2 separate regions of the Homo sapiens genome follow, and region 2 is linked to region 1. Evidence: read pairs that join two places in POLR2A ChIA-PET (ENCODE). Cell type or tissue: endothelial cell of umbilical vein. All regions are shown on one strand. Each heading gives the region's core, and the rest is flanking DNA. Links, peaks and the distances in the headings are about the cores only. Region 1 overlaps YJU2 (YJU2 splicing factor homolog). Region 2 overlaps DPP9 (dipeptidyl peptidase 9).

The links. ChIA-PET counts read pairs that join two places held together with the same protein. Peaks named below come from ENCODE experiments on the same cell type or tissue, not always from the same donor. Only the 100,000 strongest peaks of a DNase experiment are listed, where the experiment ranks them.
Region 2: POLR2A ChIA-PET joins it to region 1 with 5 read pairs; 2 of 35 experiments call an interaction of 5 or more read pairs at or near these places.

Annotation. Positions count from the first base shown.
Region 1 is chr19:4,253,511-4,269,473 of GRCh38, forward strand. It overlaps YJU2 (YJU2 splicing factor homolog), which reads left to right. Exons shown (of 8, transcript NM_018074.6): 4 at 845-979; 5 at 4,732-4,913; 6 at 8,484-8,604; 7 at 14,114-14,264; 8 at 15,074-15,578. The coding sequence ends at 15,186. Among named protein-coding and RNA genes, the nearest start is that of YJU2, 14 kb to the left of the region's middle. In endothelial cell of umbilical vein, for the core only: no CTCF peak of the experiment used is centred there; no DNase peak of the experiment used is centred there.
Region 2 is chr19:4,693,270-4,695,769 of GRCh38, forward strand. It overlaps DPP9 (dipeptidyl peptidase 9), which reads right to left. Exons shown (of 22, transcript NM_139159.5): 12 at 2,109-2,286; 13 at 1,392-1,554. Among named protein-coding and RNA genes, the nearest start is that of DPP9-AS1, 15 kb to the left of the region's middle. RefSeq lists an enhancer at 782-1,981. In endothelial cell of umbilical vein, for the core only: no CTCF peak of the experiment used is centred there; a DNase peak (open chromatin) is centred at 1,302; H3K27ac peaks cover 1,058 bases.

The sequences.
Region 1 (15,963 bases), core at 8,054-10,553:
GCTGAGGTTGCAGTGAGCCATGATCCTGCCGCTGCACTCCGGCCTGGGCAACAGCACGAGACCCTGTCCCCAAAAAAATAAAAAACATAGTGTTACTATTAGCATTTAGACCAAAGGTAGATTTCAGTTTTTCTGCTAATGTCACTTTTCTGTTCCAGTGTGTAATTTAAGATACCAGGGTGTATTTAGCCTCTCTATTCAATAAACAAAAACAGGGGCATGCTGTATACATATTTGTACATGTGATTTATAATCAAAGAAAAGGTGTTAATAAATACAAAGGGCAGAAATCACAACATGTGCAGAACCTTGGAGATTTTTTTTTTTTTTTGAGACAGGGTCTCACTTTGTAGCCAAGGCTGGAGTACAGTGGTGTGATCTCAGCCTCCCAGGTTCATGTGATTCTCATGCCTCAGCCTCCAGAGTAGCTGGGATTACAGGCATGCACCACCTTGCCCTGCCTAATTTTTTGTATTTTTAGTAGAGACAGGGTTTCTCCATGTTGGCCAGGCTGGTCTTGAATACCTGACCTCCAGTGATCCACCTGCCTCATTGGAGAGTTTGTTTGCAGTCATGTTAAGGGTAGGGAGTGGAGGATGCAGGGAGGCAGTGGGCAGATGAGAAGAGTCTTAAAGTCCATGCCAGGGAGTTGGGCATTTTTGCCCATGGAGATGGGAGGAGCACTAGGAAGAAATCTCACCAGTCAAAGCAATAAGACAAGAAAAAGAGAAGGTAGTAGAACCAGTAAAAATCAGAGAGAAGGGGCCCTGATCTGCTGGTGGTACTTTAGAAGATTCTAGTGCCTGGGGATGTAGGAGCTGATGTCTGTCTATCCTCCCTGCAGACAGACCCTGAAAACACAGACTACACCATGGAGCATGGAGCCACGCGGAATTTCCAGGCTGAGAAGCTCCTGGAGGAGGAGGAGAAGAGGGTGCAGAAGGAGCGGGAGGACGAGGAGCTGAACAACCCCATGAAGGTGAGTCGGGGGCCATGTAGGTGTTCATGGGCGCTGTGTGTGTGGGTGTGTGTGTGTGCCAATGGTTGTGCCCTTCCTGCCTCAGGTCCCCAAGGAAGGAAGATGGGGTGGGGGGCGTGGTTGGTAAAACTTTAAGATGTCCCCAGGAGGCCAGGCATAGTGGCTCATGCCTGTAATCTCAGCACTTTGGGAGGCTGAGGCGGGAGGATCACTTGAGGTCAGGAGTCCTAGACCAGCCTGGCCAATGTGGCGAAACCCTGTTCCTACTAAAAATTTTAAAACTTAACACTGGGCGCAGTGGCTCACACCTGTAATCCCAGCACTTTTGGAGGCCGAAGTGGGTGGGTCACGAGGTCAGGAGTTTGAGACCAGCCTGACCAACATGGTGAAACCCCGTCTCTACTAAAAATACAAAAATTAGCCAGGCATGGTGGCACGCTTCTGGAATTACAGCTACTCAGGAGGCTGAGGCAGGAGAATCGCTTGAACCGGGGAGGCAGATGTTGCAGGAAGCCGAGATGGCGCCACTGCACTCCAGCCTGGGTGACAGAGTGAGATTCTGTCTCCAAAAAAAAAAAAAAAAAATTAGTCAAGCATGGTGGCGCATGCCTGTAATCTCAGCTACTTGGGAGGCTGAGGCAGGAGAATTGCATGAACCCGGGAGGCAGAGGTTGCAGTGAGCCGAGATCAAACCACTGCACTCCAGCCTGGGCAGCAAAGCAAGACTCTGTCTCAAAAAAAATAAATAAATAAAAGAAATTATGTTCACTTCCAATAGGACAATTTTGTATTTTCTCAGAAATATTAAAAGGAGCCATGCATGGTGGCTTGAACCTGTAGTCCCAGCTACTTTAGGGGTTGAGACAGGAGGATCACTTGAGTCTAGGAGTCAAAGACCAGCCTGGGCAACATAGTGAGACTCTGTCTCTATAAAACATTAAAAAATTAGCCAGGTGCTTGCCAGGCGTGGTGGCTCACACCTGTAATCGCAGCACTTTGGGAGGCCAAGGCAGGTGGATCACAAGGTCAGGAGTTCAAGACCAGCCTGGCCAAGAGGGTGAAACCCCGTCTCTACTAAAAATACAAAAAATTAGCCGGGCATGGTGGCAGACACCTGTAATCCCAGCTACTCGGGAGGCTGAGGCAGAGAATTGCTTGAACTCAGGAGGCAGAGGCTGCAGTGAGCTGAGATCATGCCACTGCACTCCAGCCTGGGTGACAGAGCAAGATTCTGTGTCAAAAAAAAAAAAAAAAAAAAAATCAGCCAAGTGCTTTGGGAGGCTGAGGCAGGCGGATCACCTGAGGTCAGGAGTTCAAGACCAGCTTGGCCAACACGGCGAAACCCTGTCTCTACTAAAAATACAAAAATTAACCAGGCGTGGTGGCACGCGCCTATAATCCAAGCTACTCAGGAGGCTGAGGCAGGAGAATTGCTTGAACCCAGGAGGCGGAGGTTGCAGTGAGCCAAGATCGCGCCATTGCACTTCAGCCTGGGCAACAAGAGTAAAACTCTGTCTCAACAACAACAACAAAAATTAGGCAGGTGTACTGGTGTGCACCTGTGGTCCCACCTACTAGGGAGGCTGAGGCGGGAGGATCACTTGAGCCCAGGAAGTTGAGGCTGCAGTTAGCTATGATCACATCACTGCACTCCAGCCTGGAAGACAGCAAGACTGTCGCAAAAAAAAAAAAATATATATATATATATATATATATATGTACACACACATATACATATATATACATACACATATATATATAAAACAGATTTTTAAATGACTGTGTTCCCTGCTGTCCCCTCCTGCTTCCATATTTCCCATCCATTCTTATCTATTCCTGGACCCACCCACCCCTGCCAAATGTGAGTTTTCTGAGCAAGCCACATCAGACCAGATACAACATTTTCCATGGCCATGCAGAGCAACAGGGAGGGAAATGAGCCTTGGCAAGGGTTTGGTGTGTGCCTGGGCCTGTCGCACTGCTGTCTGTGTGTGAATTTAGTTACCTCCACACTGACAGCAAGGGGCTCTTACCCTGGTGTTAGTCAGCTATTGCTACATAACAGGTTATCCCAAAACTTAGTGACTGAAAACAACAAACATTTATTATCCCACAGTTTTTGAGAGTCAGGCATCCAGAAGCAGCTGAGCTGGATGGTTGTGGCTTGGGGGCTCCCATGAGGTTGCAGTCAAGGTGTTGGCCAGGGCAGTATCATCTGAAGGCTGGACTGGGGCTGGAGGAGCCACTCGCAAACTGGCTCCCTCTACTGGCTGTTGGCTGTCAGCCTCAGTTCCTCGCTGTGTGGGGAGCTGCTTGAGCAACCTCACAACATGGCAGCTGCGTACCCCAGAGCATGTGACCCAAGAGTGAGAGCAAGGAGGAAGGCCTGTGCTTTTACATCCTAGTCTCAGAAGTTACGTGCCATTATTTCTGTCATATTCCATTAGAGCAAGTAGCTTGTCCAGCCCCTGCTCAAGGGGAGGGGAGTCACCTCCACCCCTTAAATGGAGGAGCATCAGAGAGTTTGTGGACATACTTTTAAACTGTCAGAATTGCCATTTTTCCAAAGGGTAAATACAACAAGGTCACAGCACTGGGAAGCAGCCAGGCAGGATTCACTCCCAACCTGCCTGGCTCCAAAGCCACTTCTCAGGGACCCGTGGCCACCAGACTCGCCTCCCTCAGCCTCAGTTTCCGTTTCTGTAAAATGGGGGTTGTGAGGATTAAATGAGATGGCATATGGAAACCTCTTAGCCCAGGGCCCGGTGTACAGTAGGTGCTCAGGTTGTCTTTTACAATTTTTCCTTAATATTATTATTTTTGAGATAGAGTCTCGCTCTGTCACCCAAGCTGGAATGCATTGGCACGATCTGAGCTCAGTCAACCTCTGCCTCCTGGGTTCAAGTGATTCTCCTGCCTCAGCCTCCCAAGTAGCTGGGATTACAGGTGTGTGCCACCACGCCTGGATAATTTTTGTATTTTTATTATTTATTTATTTTTTTGAGATGGAGTCTCACTCTGTCACCCAGGTTGGAGTCCAGTGGTGCAATCTTGGTTCACTGCAACCTCTGCCTCCCGGGTTCAAGCAATTCTCCTGCCTCAGCCTCCCAAGTAGCTGGGATTACAGGCACATGCCACTACGCCCAGCTACTTTTTGTATTTTTAGTAGAGATGGGGTTTCGTCATGTTGGCCAGGCTGGTCTTGAACTCCTGACCTCAAGTGATCTGTCTGCCTCGGCCTCCCAAAGTGCTGGGATTACAGGCGTGACCCATAACACCCAGCCTGTATTTTTAGTAGAGACAGGGTTTCACCATGTTGGCCAGGCTGGTCTCGAACTCCTGATCTCAGGTGATCCGCCCGCTCCGGCCTCCCAAAATGCTGGGATTACAGACGTGAGCCACTGTGCCTGGCCAAATTTTTCCTTATTATTCTTACTGAAAGATGGCACCAGGCCAGAAATCCAGGCCACCTGGGTCCAGAGCCAGCCTCTTTCCACCCCACCCTGCCCCAGGGCTCAGATCCCGGCTCCACCACTGCTCAGCCCCATGTGGTCACTTTCCCTCCCCAGACCTGAGTGTTCTCACCTGTGAAATGGACACAGCGCTGGGCATGGGCAGGGGGTTCCCTGAGCAGGATGGAAACGTGGGGGTAGGGGTTCCTCCCGTGGCCCGCAGTGGCCCCCGAGGCCAGACAGGGTTTGCCCCGTGGTGCGATCCCCATGCACTCAGCCCCGCCGCCCCGCGCCCGCCAGGTGCTGGAGAACCGGACCAAGGACTCCAAGCTGGAGATGGAGGTGCTGGAGAACCTCCAGGAGCTGAAAGACCTGAACCAGCGGCAGGCGCACGTGGACTTCGAGGCTATGCTGAGGCAGCACCGCCTGTCGGAGGAGGAGCGGCGGAGGCAGCAGCAGGAGGAGGACGAGCAGGAGACCGCGTGAGTCAGGGCCGGCCCAACCCAGCCCCACCTCGCAGCCTCTGCCCCGGCAGGCGCTGCCTCTGCCCCAGACCCTTTCCCCGCTCTCTGGAGTGTCGCCTTTGCAAGGACCCCTTTCCCACCGCCCATCTCACTTTCTCCCTTGTGGCGTCTCTCGAGGGGGTCCCAGGCCACTGCCGGGCACGGTGACTTAGCACGTGGTCGCCCGCATGGCTGCGGTTTGTCACAGCGAGAGGACACAGCAGATTCAGCAAAGGGGAAAGGCATGTGTGGTGTGTCGGGGGCCAGGCCTTCCAGATCCTCTCCTGGTGGAGCTTCGCAGGACGCGCCTCATCCCCTAGCACCAGCCTGGAGGACTCGAGAAAGGCGCCATCACTAGGGAAGCTCCTAGAGACCCAGCGTGGGGTTCCTATGGGGCCTGGTCCCACAGCCCCCGCTGCCTCACCCATGCCGGGATTCCAGACTCCAGAGGAAAGCAGGGGTCACGCATAAACCATGGTGTTTGCAGGAACAGCTGAAGCCCCAGAGCCCGTCCCATCCATGAGGGTGGGAGGCCCCCAGCACAGGCTCCCGGACACCCACCAAGGGACGCCCTCACCAGCCGCCTTCTGAGGACACAGCCTCAGGCCTCCTGGGTGAACACTTTTCTTTTTTTTTTTTTTTTTTTTTTTTTTTTTGAGACGGAGTCTCCCTCTGCTGCCCAGGCTGGAGGGCAGTGGCGCCATCTCGCTCACTGCAAGCTCCGCCTCCCGGGTTCATGCCATTCTGCCTCAGCCTCCCGAGTAGCTGGGATTAGAGGCATCCGCCACCAAGCCCGGCTAATTTTTTGTAATTTTTAGTAGAGATGGGGTTTCACCGTGTTAGCCAGGATGGTCTCGATCTCCTGACCTCGTGATCCGCCCGCCTCGGCCTCCCAAAGTGCTGGGATTGCAGGCGTGAGCCACCGCGCCCGGACGACGCTTTTCTTTTTCTTTGAGACGGGGTTTTGCTCTGCCGCCCAGGCTGGAGTGCAGTAGTGCAGTCATAGCTCACTGTAGCCTCCATCTCCCGGGCTCAAGCGTTCCTCCTGCCTCAGCCTTCTGGGTAGCTGGGACCACAGGGACACATCACCATGCCCAGCTAATTGTTTTTATTTCTGTAGAGACAGGACCTCGCTATGTTGGACAGGCTGGTTTTGAACTCCTGGCCTCAAGCGATCCTCCCACCTTAGTCTCCTGAAGTGCTGGATGACACGTGTGAGCCCCTGTGGTTGGCTGGTGAATGCCTTTGACGCCGACCACCTCTGAGCCCGCGTGCTGATCCCCTCCTTTCCTGGTGCCTCATCTCCCCTCCCTCCTTTAGAATCTGAGCTGTAAGGACAGGGACGTGGTGGCCTCTCCTGTGTCCCCAGGGCTTCCAGCAGGTAGGTTCTGGTAGGTTCCACGTCAGTGCCTGATGGGTGTGCAGAGCAGCGATACCGTGCAGAACAGTGTTGGGAGCCTGCGTTCATCCTGCACCTTCCGGGTGCCGGGCGTGGCTGTAACCTCACTACCCACACAGCCCTGGGGGTCAGTGTGATCTTCATCATGGAGGGGACTGAGGTCCAGGGAGGTCCAGGCATGAGCCCCACCAAGGTTACCCTCCAGGCTCCATCCAGACAGGCTGGTTCCGGCATCCAGGCACTTAACCACACCACTGCCCTCGGTGGACACGGAAAAGTTAATGTAAAAAAGTAGAAGGGGCCGGGCGCAGGGTCTCCTGCCTGCCATCCTGCACTGTGGGAGGCTGAGGCGGGCGGATCACCTGAGGTCAGCAGTTCGAGACCAGCCTGGCCAACATGGCGAAACCCCATCTGTACTAAAAATACAAAAACAAATTAGCTGGGCGTGGTGGCAGATGCCTGTAATTCCAGCTGCTCCAGAGGCTGAGACAGGAGAATTGCCTGAACCCGGGAGGCAGAGGTTATAGTGAGCCGAGATGGTGCCACTGAACTCCAGCCTGGGCGACAGAGCAAGATTCCTCCTAAAAAAAATGAAAATTAAAAAGTAGACTAGGTGCGGTCGGTGGCTCACGCCCGTAATCCCAGCACTTTGGGAGGCTGAAGTGGGCGTATCACCTGAGGTCAGGAGTTCGAGACCAGCCTGGCCAAGATGGTGAAACCCCGTCTCTACTAAAACTACAGAAATTAGCTGGACATGGTGGTATGTGCCTGTAGTCCTAGCTAACATTTTTAATTTTTTTAGAGACGGGGTCTCGCTATGTTGCCCAGGCTGGTCTCTAACCCCTGGCTCAAGCGATCCTCCCGTCTCAGCGTCCCAAAGAGCTGGGATGACAGGCATGAGCCACTGCATCTGGCCCCTTTAATCTGTTTTATGTTTAAATAGAGGAAGTGGTAACCACTGGGTTAAGGAAGTCCCAATGGGTGCTCTGCCCTCACGGAGCTCACTGTGTGGGGAGGGAGAGGGACAAGGAGACCAATACCCAGGACAACATCCATCTGGGTGAGAGAGAAGCCAGGATGCGTGAGCTTGAATTATGAGGATGAGCTTCTCAGAGGAAGAGCGTCTTGCATTGGGTATTGAAGGTCGAGTAGGAGTTCACCAAGCGAGTGCTTGGCAAAGGGGTCATCCCAGGTAAGGGGATGTAGGCCCCTGATTTTTAAAATCCTTTTTGCAGAGATGCGGTCTTGCTGTGTTGCCCAGGCTGGTCTCATGCTCCTGGCCTTAAGCATTTCTCCTGCCTTGGCCTCTAAAGGCACAGGGATTACAGACATCAGCCACCATGTCTGGCCCCAAGACATTTTTCTAAAAGACATTTTCTTTGAAGCTATATCCCCTGATTAGAGTTCTCACACTGTGGTTCTCACATAAACCACTCCCAGAATTAGAGACCGGCCTGGCCAAGATGGCGAAACCCCGCCTCTACTAAAAATACAAAAATTAGCTGGACACGGTGGTGCGTGCCTGTAGTCCTAGCTGCTCGGTAGGCTGAGGCTGGAGAATCGCTTGAACCCAGGAGGCGGAGGTTGCAGTGAGCCAAGATCACGCCACTGCACTCCAGCCTGGACAACAAAGACTCCATCTCAAAAAAGAAAAAAAAAATACAAAAATTAGCCGGGTGTGGTGGCAGGCACCTGTAATCCCAGGTACTTGGGAAGCTGAGGCAGGAGAATCGCTTCAACCTGGGAGGTGGGGGTTGCAGTGAGCCAAGATTGCGCCACTGCACTCCAGCCTGGGCAACAGAGCGAGACTCTGTCTCAAAAATAAAATGAAATAAAATTTAATAAGGCATAGGAACACGCCTGTGGACCCAGCTACTCAGGAAGCTGAGTGGGGAGGATCGCTTGAGCCCAGGAGGTTGAGGTTGCAGTGAGCTGTGATTGTGCCACTTCACCCTCCCTGAGTGACAGAGTGAGACCTTGTCTCTTAAAAAAAAAAAGTAATCTGTGCTCCCCCTACTCCCTCCCACCCCTGCTCACTGAGGGCAGGAAGAGGTCTCCAGGCACCCAGGCCCCTCGCCACCCCAGCAGGTACATCCCAGGCACTGTTCCCCAAACAGAGCACGTCCAAGTTCCCATCTTCCATCCCACAGGGCCCTGTTGGAGGAAGCCAGAAAGCGAAGACTGCTGGAGGACTCCGACTCAGAGGATGAGGCTGCTCCCTCGCCCCTGCAGCCAGCCCTTCGGCCCAACCCCACCGCCATCCTGGATGAGGTAAGTGGGGTGCCTGAGTCCTGGGGGCTCCCAGGTGAACTAGGGACAACTGAAGCCAGGGGTCAGCTTGACTTTTTCTTTTGTTTTTTGTTTTTGTTTTTTGAGACGGAGTCTCGCTCTGTCGCCTAGGCTGGAGTGCAGTGGCACGATCTTGGCTCACTGCAACCTCTGCCTCCCAGGTTCAAGCGATTCTCCTGCCTCAGCCTCCCGAGTAGCTGGGACTACAGGCACGCGCCACCAAGCCCAGCTAATTTTTTGTATTTTTAGTAGAGATGGGGTTTCACCATGTTGGGAAGGATGGTCTCAATCTCTTCACCTCGTGATCCGCCCGCCTAGGCCTCCCAAAGTGCTGGGATTACAGGCGTGAGCCACCATGCCCGACCAGAACTTGACTTTTTCTTAAAAGGCCAGTCTGCACCCTAACTCCTCCACCCTGTGGCTGTAGCCCAAAACACCCATGATCAGGTGTAAATAAGTGGGTGTTGCCTGGTGCCAATAAATCTTTATTTATAGGCGGGGTGCAGTGGCTCATGCCTGTAATCCCAGCATTTTGGGAGGCCAAGGCAGGAGGATCGCTTGAGGCCGGGAGTTTGAGACCAGCCTGGGCAACAAAGTGAGACCCCTTCTTTACAAAATTACAAAAATTAGTCATGGGTGGTGGTGCATGTCTGTGGTCCCAGCTGTTTGAGAGACTGAGGCAGGAGGACCGCTTGAGCCCAGAAGGTCAAGGCTGCAGTGAGCTGCATCAGTATGACCGAACTCCAGCCTGAGCAAGAGTGAGACCCTGTCTAAAATAAACAAATAAAAATTAAGGCTGAGTGCAGTGGCTCACGCTTGTAATCCCAGCTACTCAGAAGGCTGAGGCAGGAGAATCGCTTGAACCCGGGAGGCGGAGGTTGCAGCGAGCCGAGATCGTGCCACTGCACCCCAGCCTGGGTGACAGAATGAGACTCTGTCTCAAAAAAAAAAAAAAAAAAACTTAATTTACTAAAACTGGTGGCAGGCCTATGGGTCTGTAATTCGCCAACCCCTGTTTAAGCTGCCGAAAGAAGAGAATGTAAAGAAAGAACATAGAAATTTATTTCTCAGTCATAACAGCCCTGGGCTGACAGTCTAGGACTTCGGGCAGCTCTGCTCCTTGGAACCATTCAGGGACTCAGCCTCCTTCCTTCTGGAGCACGGCTTCCTGCGCTGTGGCCACAGCTGGCTCAGAGCACCTTCAGGGTCCGGCTGTGGGAAGGCAAAAAGTGTGTGGAGGACCACGCAGCCTCAGATGCGGCCCACCTCAGTTCTTCTCTCATGCCAGAGGCCACAGCATAGTCACAAGGCCCCATCTGGTGGCGAAGGAAACTGTGAGATGCATCCTCCAGCTGGTCCGTGCCTGGCTGTGCTGCCAACTAGAACGAAGGGAGGCCGGGCACCGTGGCTCAAAGTGCTGTAATCCCAGCACTTTGGGAGGCCGAGGCAGGCGGATCATCTGAGGTCAGGAGTTCGAGACCAGCCTGGCCAACATGGAGAAACCCTGTCTCTACTAAAAATACAAAAATTAGCTGGACATGGCGGTGCCTGCCTGTAATCCCAGTTACTCGGGAGGCTGAGGCAGGAGAATCACTTGAACCTGGGAGGCAGAGGTTGCAGTGAGCTGAGATTGTGCCATTGCCCTCCAGCCTGGGCAACAGAGTGAGACTCTATCTCAAAAAAAAAAAAAAAAAAAAGGAGGAAGGAGTTTTGGTGGATGACCAGCATTTTCCACCACAGCTGACTCATCCAAGGTGGCCTCAGCCACTCTGGTTTGTTCATTGAAGAAGGTGGTAAAAGTAGGGGCTCATAAACCAATAACACAGACACACAGAAACGATTGTTCTCGGCCGGGCGCGGTGGCTCACACCTGTAATCCCAGCACTTTGGGAGGCCAAGGCGGGTGGATCACGAGGTCAGGAGATCGAGATCATCCTATCTAACACGGTGAAACCCCATCTCTGCTAAAAATACAAAAAATTAGCCGGGCGTGGTGGCGGGCGCCTGTAGTCCCAGCTACTCAGGAGGCTGAGACAGGAGAATGGCGTGAACCCAGGAGGTGGAGCTTGCAGTGAGCCGAGATTGTGCCACTGCACTCCAGCCTGGGCGACAGAGCGAGACTCTGTCTCAAAAAAAAAAAAAAAAAAAAAAAAAGAAACGATTGTTCTTTCTTCCTTTTTTGTTTGTTTGTTTGACACAGGGTCTTACTCTGTTGCCCAGGCTGGAGTGCAGTAATGCAGTCCCAGCTCACTGCAGCCTGAACCTCCTAGGCTCAAGCAATCCTCCCACCTCAGTCTCCTGAGCAGCTGGGACCACAGGCACGCACCACCACGCCTGGCTAATTTTTCTTTTCTTTCTTTCTTTTTTTTTTTTTAGACAGTTTCACTCTTGTTGCCCAGGCTGGAGTGCAGTGGTGTGATCTTGGCTCACTGCAACCTTCGCCCCCCGGGTTCAAGCGATTCTACTGCCTCAGCCTCCCAAGTAGCTGGGATTACAGGCGCCTGCCACCATGCCCGGCTAATTTTTGTATTTTTAGTAGAGATGGCGTTTCACCATGTTGGCCAGGCTGATCTAGAACTCCTGACCTCAGGTGATTCACCTGACTCGGCCGCCCAAAGTGCTGGGATTACAGGCGTGAGCCACTGTGCCTGGCCCCTAATTTTTCAAATTCTTTTTGCAGAGATGCGGTCTTGCTGTGTTGCCCAGGCTGGTCTCACGCACCTGGCCTCAAGCAGTTCTCCCGCCAAGGCACAGGGATTACAGACATCAGCCACCATGTCTGGCCCCAAGACATTTTTCTAAAAGACATTTTCTTTGAAGCTGTGTCCTCTGATTAGAGTTCTCACACTGTGGTTCTCACATAAACCACTCCCAGAATTCATTGTCTACAACTTCCTCTCTTCTTTTCTTTTTTTTTTGAATGAATCAACAGAGTAAAGGTACTTTGAAAGCAGTCCAACCTTTTTTGATTTACTCCCTCAGTCTTGTGCCTCTACCTGATTTGATAGCAGGTGTTTTATTTGGTTTTAACGTGATTCACCTTCATCAAGACTTTTCAAACCTTCACCCTAACTTTTATAGGAAGGAATATCTCCACACTTGCGTTTTCTTGGTTTATTTTATTTTTATTTTAGAGATGAGGTCTTGCTCTGTCACCCAGGCTGGAGTGCAGTGACGCGATCACAGCTCGCTGCAGCCTCCAACTCCTGGGCTCAAATGATCCTCCCACCTCAGCCTCTCAAGTAGCTGGGACCCACAAGTGTGTAGTGTGTGCCACCACAGCCAGCTAATTTTTAATTTTCTTTTCTTTTTTTTTTTTTAGAGGCGAGTCTGTATGTTGTCTAGGCTGGTCTCAAACTCCTATCCTCAAGCAGTCCTCCCGCCTTGGCCTCCCAATCCTTAGTTTAGTTTAATGATGATGAGTACCACCTGTAGAAACAGGTTTGGGAACTAACCTAGGTAACTTTTTTTTTTTTGAGACGGTCTTGTTCTTTCGCCCAGGCTGGAGTGCAGTGGCACGGTCTCGGCTCACTGCAACCTCCGGCTCCCAGCCTGTAGCAATTGTCCTGCCTTAGCCTCCTGAGTAGCTGGGATTACAGGCGTGTGCTACCACACCTGGCTAGGTTTTGTATTTTCTTTTTATTAATAAAGAGACGGGGTTTCACCATGTTGACCAGGCTGGTCTCGAACTCTTGACCTCAAGTGGTCCACCCGCCTCGGCCTCCCAAAGTGTTGGGATTACAGGTGTGTGCCTCTGTGCCTGGCCATCTGTGCCTTTTGACTTCTTTTCCTCATTTTGACATCAGCCCAGAGCTACGACATTTTTTTTTTTTTTTTTCGAGACGGCGTCTCGCCCTGTCACCCAGGCTGGAGTGCAGTGGCACGATCTCGGCTCACTGCAACCTCTGCCTCCCAGGTTCAAGCGATTCTCCTGCCTCAGTCTCCCGAGTAGCTGGGATTACAGGCGTGTGCCACCAAGCCTGGCTAATTTCTTGTATTTATAGTAGAGACGGGCTTTCACCGTGTTAGCCAGGATGGTCTCTATCTGACCTCGTGATCCACCTGCCTTGGCCTCCCAAAGTGCCGGGATTAGAAGCATGAGCCACTGCGCCCGGCCCAGAGCCACAACTTTAAGGAGGCCTCTCCACCACCTTAGCAGTGGCCGCCCCTCACACCGTCAGCTTGGCACTCAAGGTCTCTGCCCATTCTCCATCCCACCTAGCCTGCCCTGGCACTTCCTGAATCACACTGTGGCTTCTCATCACGCCTTTACCCATGCCATTCCCCTTACCTGGGATGCCCCCTTTGCCAAGCACTCGCTTGGTGAACTCCTACTCGCCCTTCAATACCCAATGCAAGACGCCCTTCCTCTGAGAAGCTCATCCTCACAATTCAAGCTCACGCACCCTGGCTTCTCTCTCACCCAGATGGATGTTATCCTGGGTATTGGTCTCCTTGTCCCTCTCCCTCCCCACACGGTGAGCTCCGTGAGGGCAGAGCACCCATTGGGACTTCCTTAACCCAGTGGTTACCACTTCCTCTATTTAAACATAAAACAGATTGAAGAGGCTAGATGCAGTGGCTCACGCCTGTCATCCCAGCTCTTTGGGACGCTGAGACGGGAGGATCGCTTGAGCCAGGAGTTTGAGACCAGCCTGGGCAACATAGCGAGATCCCGTCTCTACAAAAATTAAAAATGTTAGCCTGCCATGGTGGCGTGCACCTGCAGGAGGCTGAGGCAGGAGAATCGCTTGAGCCCAGGAGTTCGAGGCTGCAGTGAGCTATGATTGCACCACTGCACTCCAGCCTGGGCAATAGAGTGAGACCTTCCCCCCAAAAAAATTTTTTTAATAATATAGATTAAAGGGTCCCTTCTGTTGCAGTTAAGGAGCTGGAGGCCTTTTCTACCTGCCCCTAACTCTTTCTCAAGGCGGCTTCCTCCATTTTCACTCGTTCTCTCAAGTACATTGAGCACCTCCTTGTGCCAGGAACTGTTTGTGGCACCGCAGAGCCAGCAGTGGGGAAGACAGGAGCTCACGGCAGAGTTGGGGAGAGAGTTATAACAGCCAGCAGAGGGCACTGTGAGCGTGGACATGCAGCCTGCATGTGAGCTTGAACCATGATGGGCTTCTCAGAGGAGGGGTGTCTTGTGTTGGGTATTGAAGGGTGAGTAGGAGTTCACCAAGCGAGTGCATGGAAAAGGGGGCATCCCTGGTGAAGGGAATAGCATGGGTAAAGGCGTGGAGATGAGAAGCCATGGTGTGACTCAGGAAGTGCCAGACCAGGCTATGTGGGATGGAGAATGGGCAGAGGCCTTGAGTGCCAAGCCTAGGGCAGTGGGGAGCCATAGAGGAGTTTAGAGCAGAGGAGGAATGTGGTCAGTGCAGCAGTGGAAGAGTGGGCATGGGGCAGTGAGCAGGGGTTGTGGCGAGGGGCCAGACTGGGCCCTGGATCCGGGCCAGACCCCCACATGTGTCCCCATCACCTGCAGGCCCCAAAGCCCAAGAGGAAGGTGGAGGTCTGGGAGCAGAGCGTTGGCAGCCTGGGCAGCCGGCCCCCGCTGTCGAGGCTGGTCGTGGTGAAGAAGGCAAAGGCCGACCCGGACTGCAGCAACGGGCAGCCTCAGGCGGCCCCCACCCCAGGTAAGGTCACAGAGTTCCCAGAGCCGGGCGCGGTTTCTATAGTGGCCTGTAGGTGGCAGCAGCTCCCTTTGCAGTTACAGAGACTTCATGGGGTGGGTGGGGGCGGCCTGCGACCCCCACAGGACCAATTAGTGGAGTGAGCAGAGAAGGCAGGCGGCTTCTTTTTTTCTTTTTTCTTTTTTCTTTTTTTTTTTTTGAGACAGAGTCTTGCTCTGTTGCCCAGGCTGGAGTGCAGTGGTGCCATCTCGGCTCACCGCAACCTCCGCCTCCCTGGTTTGAGCAGTTCTCTGCCTCAGCCTCCCAAGTAGCTGGGACTACAGCACCACGCCCGGCTAAATTTTTGTATTATTAGTAGAGGTGGGATTTCTCCATGTTGGTCAGGCTGGTCTGGAACTCCCGACCTCAGGTGATCCACTCACCTCGGCCTCCCAAAATGCTGGGATTACAGGCATGAGCCACCGCGCCCGGCCTGTTTTTGTCTTTTAGTTGCCTTAGTATGATGTTTCCTAAGGCGATTAAGTCCACAGTGACTGGACTGTGAACTTTGCGCCATTTCCATTCTTGGCAGCGCACGTTGCCTGCCTGGGCAAGGTTTGCATTGGCCATTGTTCAGAAGCGGAGCTGTTGAGTCCCGGGTGTGCAGATGTAAATCTGCAATGGGTCCCATCAGGTGCCATCCAGAAAGGCCAGGCCATTCACATGCTGTCACCTCTGGACCTTGCAAACCTGCAGAGGTGGCCGGCCCCGTGCCTTGTCCCTGGCCTGTCTGCTGTGGAGCTGAGATGAGCTAACTCTCGCTCTCCCACCAGGAGCCCCGCAGAACAGGAAGGAGGCCAACCCTACACCCCTGACGCCTGGCGCGTCCTCCCTGAGCCAACTGGGTGCATACCTGGACAGTGACGACAGCAACGGCAGCAACTGAGCCCTCCCAGGACCCCCTCACGGGGTCAAAGTCACACGTCCAGCTTCAGCCACATTGAGGCCAGCATTGCTGGTGGTCAGGGCAGGAGGCCTTGGCGTGACTGGAGGCCGGACAGACAAGCGCCAGCGTGCTCCAACACATAGGGCCACCAGGGGCCTCAGCCCCAGGAGGTCCCTTCTCTGTGCCCTCACCAGCCTCTCAACACCTCGGGGACCCCTGCTGCTCCTGCCCCCACCTGTCACTGTGCTTAGGGCTGCAACATCCCTGGAGCAGCTTCCAACACTACTTCAGGGTGGCAGTGTTTGGGGCACTGGGCGAGCCTGCCGGCCTCTAGATGGCCTCATCTCTTCCTTCCACAAACTGTCTAGAACCAATAAAAGGAAACCTGCCAACCGCCTGGGCCCCTTCTCTCTCCCAGAGTCTGATGAGGAGGTCCCAGGACCTCCTCTGTTAGCACAATTCGAGGGTCATTCCACAGAGGTTTGTTTGTGTCTTGAGACAGGATCTCACTCTGTTGCCCAGGCTGGAGTGCGGTAGCGTATTCTTGACTCACTGCAGCCTTGAACTTCCGAGCTCAGGTGATCCTCCCACCTCAGCCTCGCGAGTCGCTGAGACCTCAGGTGGATGCCACCATTCCTGGCTAACTTTTTGTATATTTAGTAGAGACTGGGTTTCATCATGTTGCCCAGGCTGATCTTGAACTCATGGGCTCAAGTGATCCTCCTGCCTCAGCCTCACAAAGTGCTGGGGTCACAGGCATAAGCCACTGTAACAGGC
Region 2 (2,500 bases), core at 1-2,500, 430 kb after region 1:
CCACCCCACCTCTCTATCCAGAAGTGACCCTTGGGAGCTCTGTCCCATCCCGAGGCTGACACTGTCAGTGTGCAAGGACACCTGCAATCCCACCAGGAGTCTCGGTTCCCTGAGCTCCAGGCACGGGAACTGGCCCATACAGCATCTCCACTACCGGGCACCTCAACTTGAACACATCCAAACCCGACTCTGGATTTTTTCTCTCCTAGAACAGTCCCTCTCTGAGTCTGTCTTAGACTGGACCTGCGGAGCCCTCCGGGCATCCATGCCGCCTCCCTCCTCTCTGATCCCCCACCCTTTCCACTGCAAACGGTGTGGGCTCAGCTGTCCAAGCACATCCAGAATCAGACCCACCAGGACAGCTCAGCCACTGCCATGACAGCAAGCCTGTCGCCTCTCCCGGCCCCTGGGCCTGTGTGCAAGCTGCAACCAGAGGAGTCATCTGAAACTGAGGTGAGGGTGACGACTTCCTATTTCTCTCGGGGTCAAAGCCCAAGTCCTCCTGGAGCCCCAGCAGGCCCTGCACCATCTGCTTTTTCTCTCCCCACCCTCTCCTCCCTCTCTCCCCCTCCTCCCTGTGCTCCAGCCACAGGGGCCTCCTCCCTATTCCTCCAACATGCCAGGAACAGTCCTGCCTGCCCCAGGGCCTTTGTACGGGCTGTGGCTCTGCCCAGAGCCGTGGTGTGGACCCCTCACCTCCACAGCATGCTCTCCAGAGACGTCCTCATGCCCTCCCGTTGTAGAAAGAAGGCCCCTCACCCTCAAGCCTCTCGCCCGACTGCATTTCCTTCCACCACGCACATCACACCAGAGGCAGCACCTCTAACTGTTTCTGGAATACTGCCTCCTCCACTAGAAGGTCCCAAGAGCAGGGATTTTCCTTTTTCTTTATTTACAGTGAACAATTCCATCACAGCTACCTACAGCAGGAGCTGGCAAATGTTTCTACAAAGGGCTAGACAGTAAATCTTGGCCTTGCACAACAGTTTCTGCTGGGACTACCCAGTTCTGCTGCTGCAGCACAAAAGCGACCACAGACAGTCTCTGTAAACAAGTGGCTGTGGCTCAGTGCCAATAAAACTTTATTTATGAACACAGGTGGTGGGCCGGATTTGACCTGTGGGCCGTAGGTGGCCAACCCCTGGTTGTGCTAAGGGCCTGGCACAGGGGAGGTGCTCAGTAAATCTGCTGCCTGAATAAGCCAACAGTTGGGTGCTCTAAGCCCTGCCAGATCATGCAGTCACTGGGGAAGGCTGGCTTCCTGCCGATCCCTGTTCCTTCTCCCGCAGGGTGTGCTGGCTGAGTGGGGGGGCCGACCAATGAACAAACAGCATATTGAACCACACGTGACTAACGCGATGAGTCGACAGCATTCGTCAGGCTCTGCTCACCTTCCCCGGGGCTGAAGGGCTCACTCCAATCGTAGCCCTGGGATTTTAAAACGGCGGTGACTTTGTACAAATGGCAGAAGCCGGTCTTGCATTCATTGGCGCGGAGAAAGCAGAGCTCGTCCTCTCCCTCTGATTGGGGGAAGGGATAGAAGATGTCATGAACCTGTCCGGAAAGCAGATAGAAGATGCGTCAGAAGGTGTGGGTGGCCGGGCATGGTGGCTCACACCAGTAATCCCAGTAGTTTGGGAGGCTGGGGCAGGAGACTTGCTTGAGCCCAGGAATTTCAGAGACCAGCCTGGACAACATAGTAAGACCCCACCTCTAAAAATAAATAAATAAATTAGCCAGGCATGGTGGTGCAGGCTTGTGGTCCTAGCTACTCTGGAGGCTGAGGTGGGAGGATCACTTAGGCCCAGGAGGTCAAGGCTGCAGTGAGCTATGACCACACCACTGCACTCTAGTCTGGGCAACAGAGCAACCCTGTCTCTAATTAAAGAAAAAAATAGATGAGGGGAGAGGCTCCAATGGCTGCCAGACTCACCAACCCCCCTAGACCCTCTTCCCTGCCAGCCAGGGATGGCCAAGGCCTGAGCTCACTTCTCCACACAAGGGCAAACACCACCTGCCATTGGCGCTCAGCCTTCTAGGACGTGGGGGTGGGGACAGTGTGACTCCAGGGCCCAGGCGGGCATACAGCCAGCGCTTGCCCCGCTTACATTGATCCAGACGTTGGTGACCTCCTCGTACACCACATACGGCTGGACATTCCTGGGGACAGCTCTGGCAGAGGCTAGCCGCTGCTCCTCATTCTCTGTGCTCGGGATGAACAGGGCCGGGGGGAGGAGGACGAGCTGGAGCCACTGCTGGGGCCGGTCCAGGAACATGGCCCAGGCGCTAAGGGGGAAGATGCGGGGGAAGATGAGAGGGAAGCTGGGAGCCTCAGTGGCCTGCACAGAGAAGCTGGGGACGCAGCGTCCAAACCCGTGTGGAATCAGGGCTGGGCTTCCTGCGCTGGCTTCACCTGCACTTGGCCAAGTAACCCTGCAGCACCCACAGGCTTCCTTCCTGGCACATGCTTAGGGGAGGACAGGATGGGTGACAAGATTTC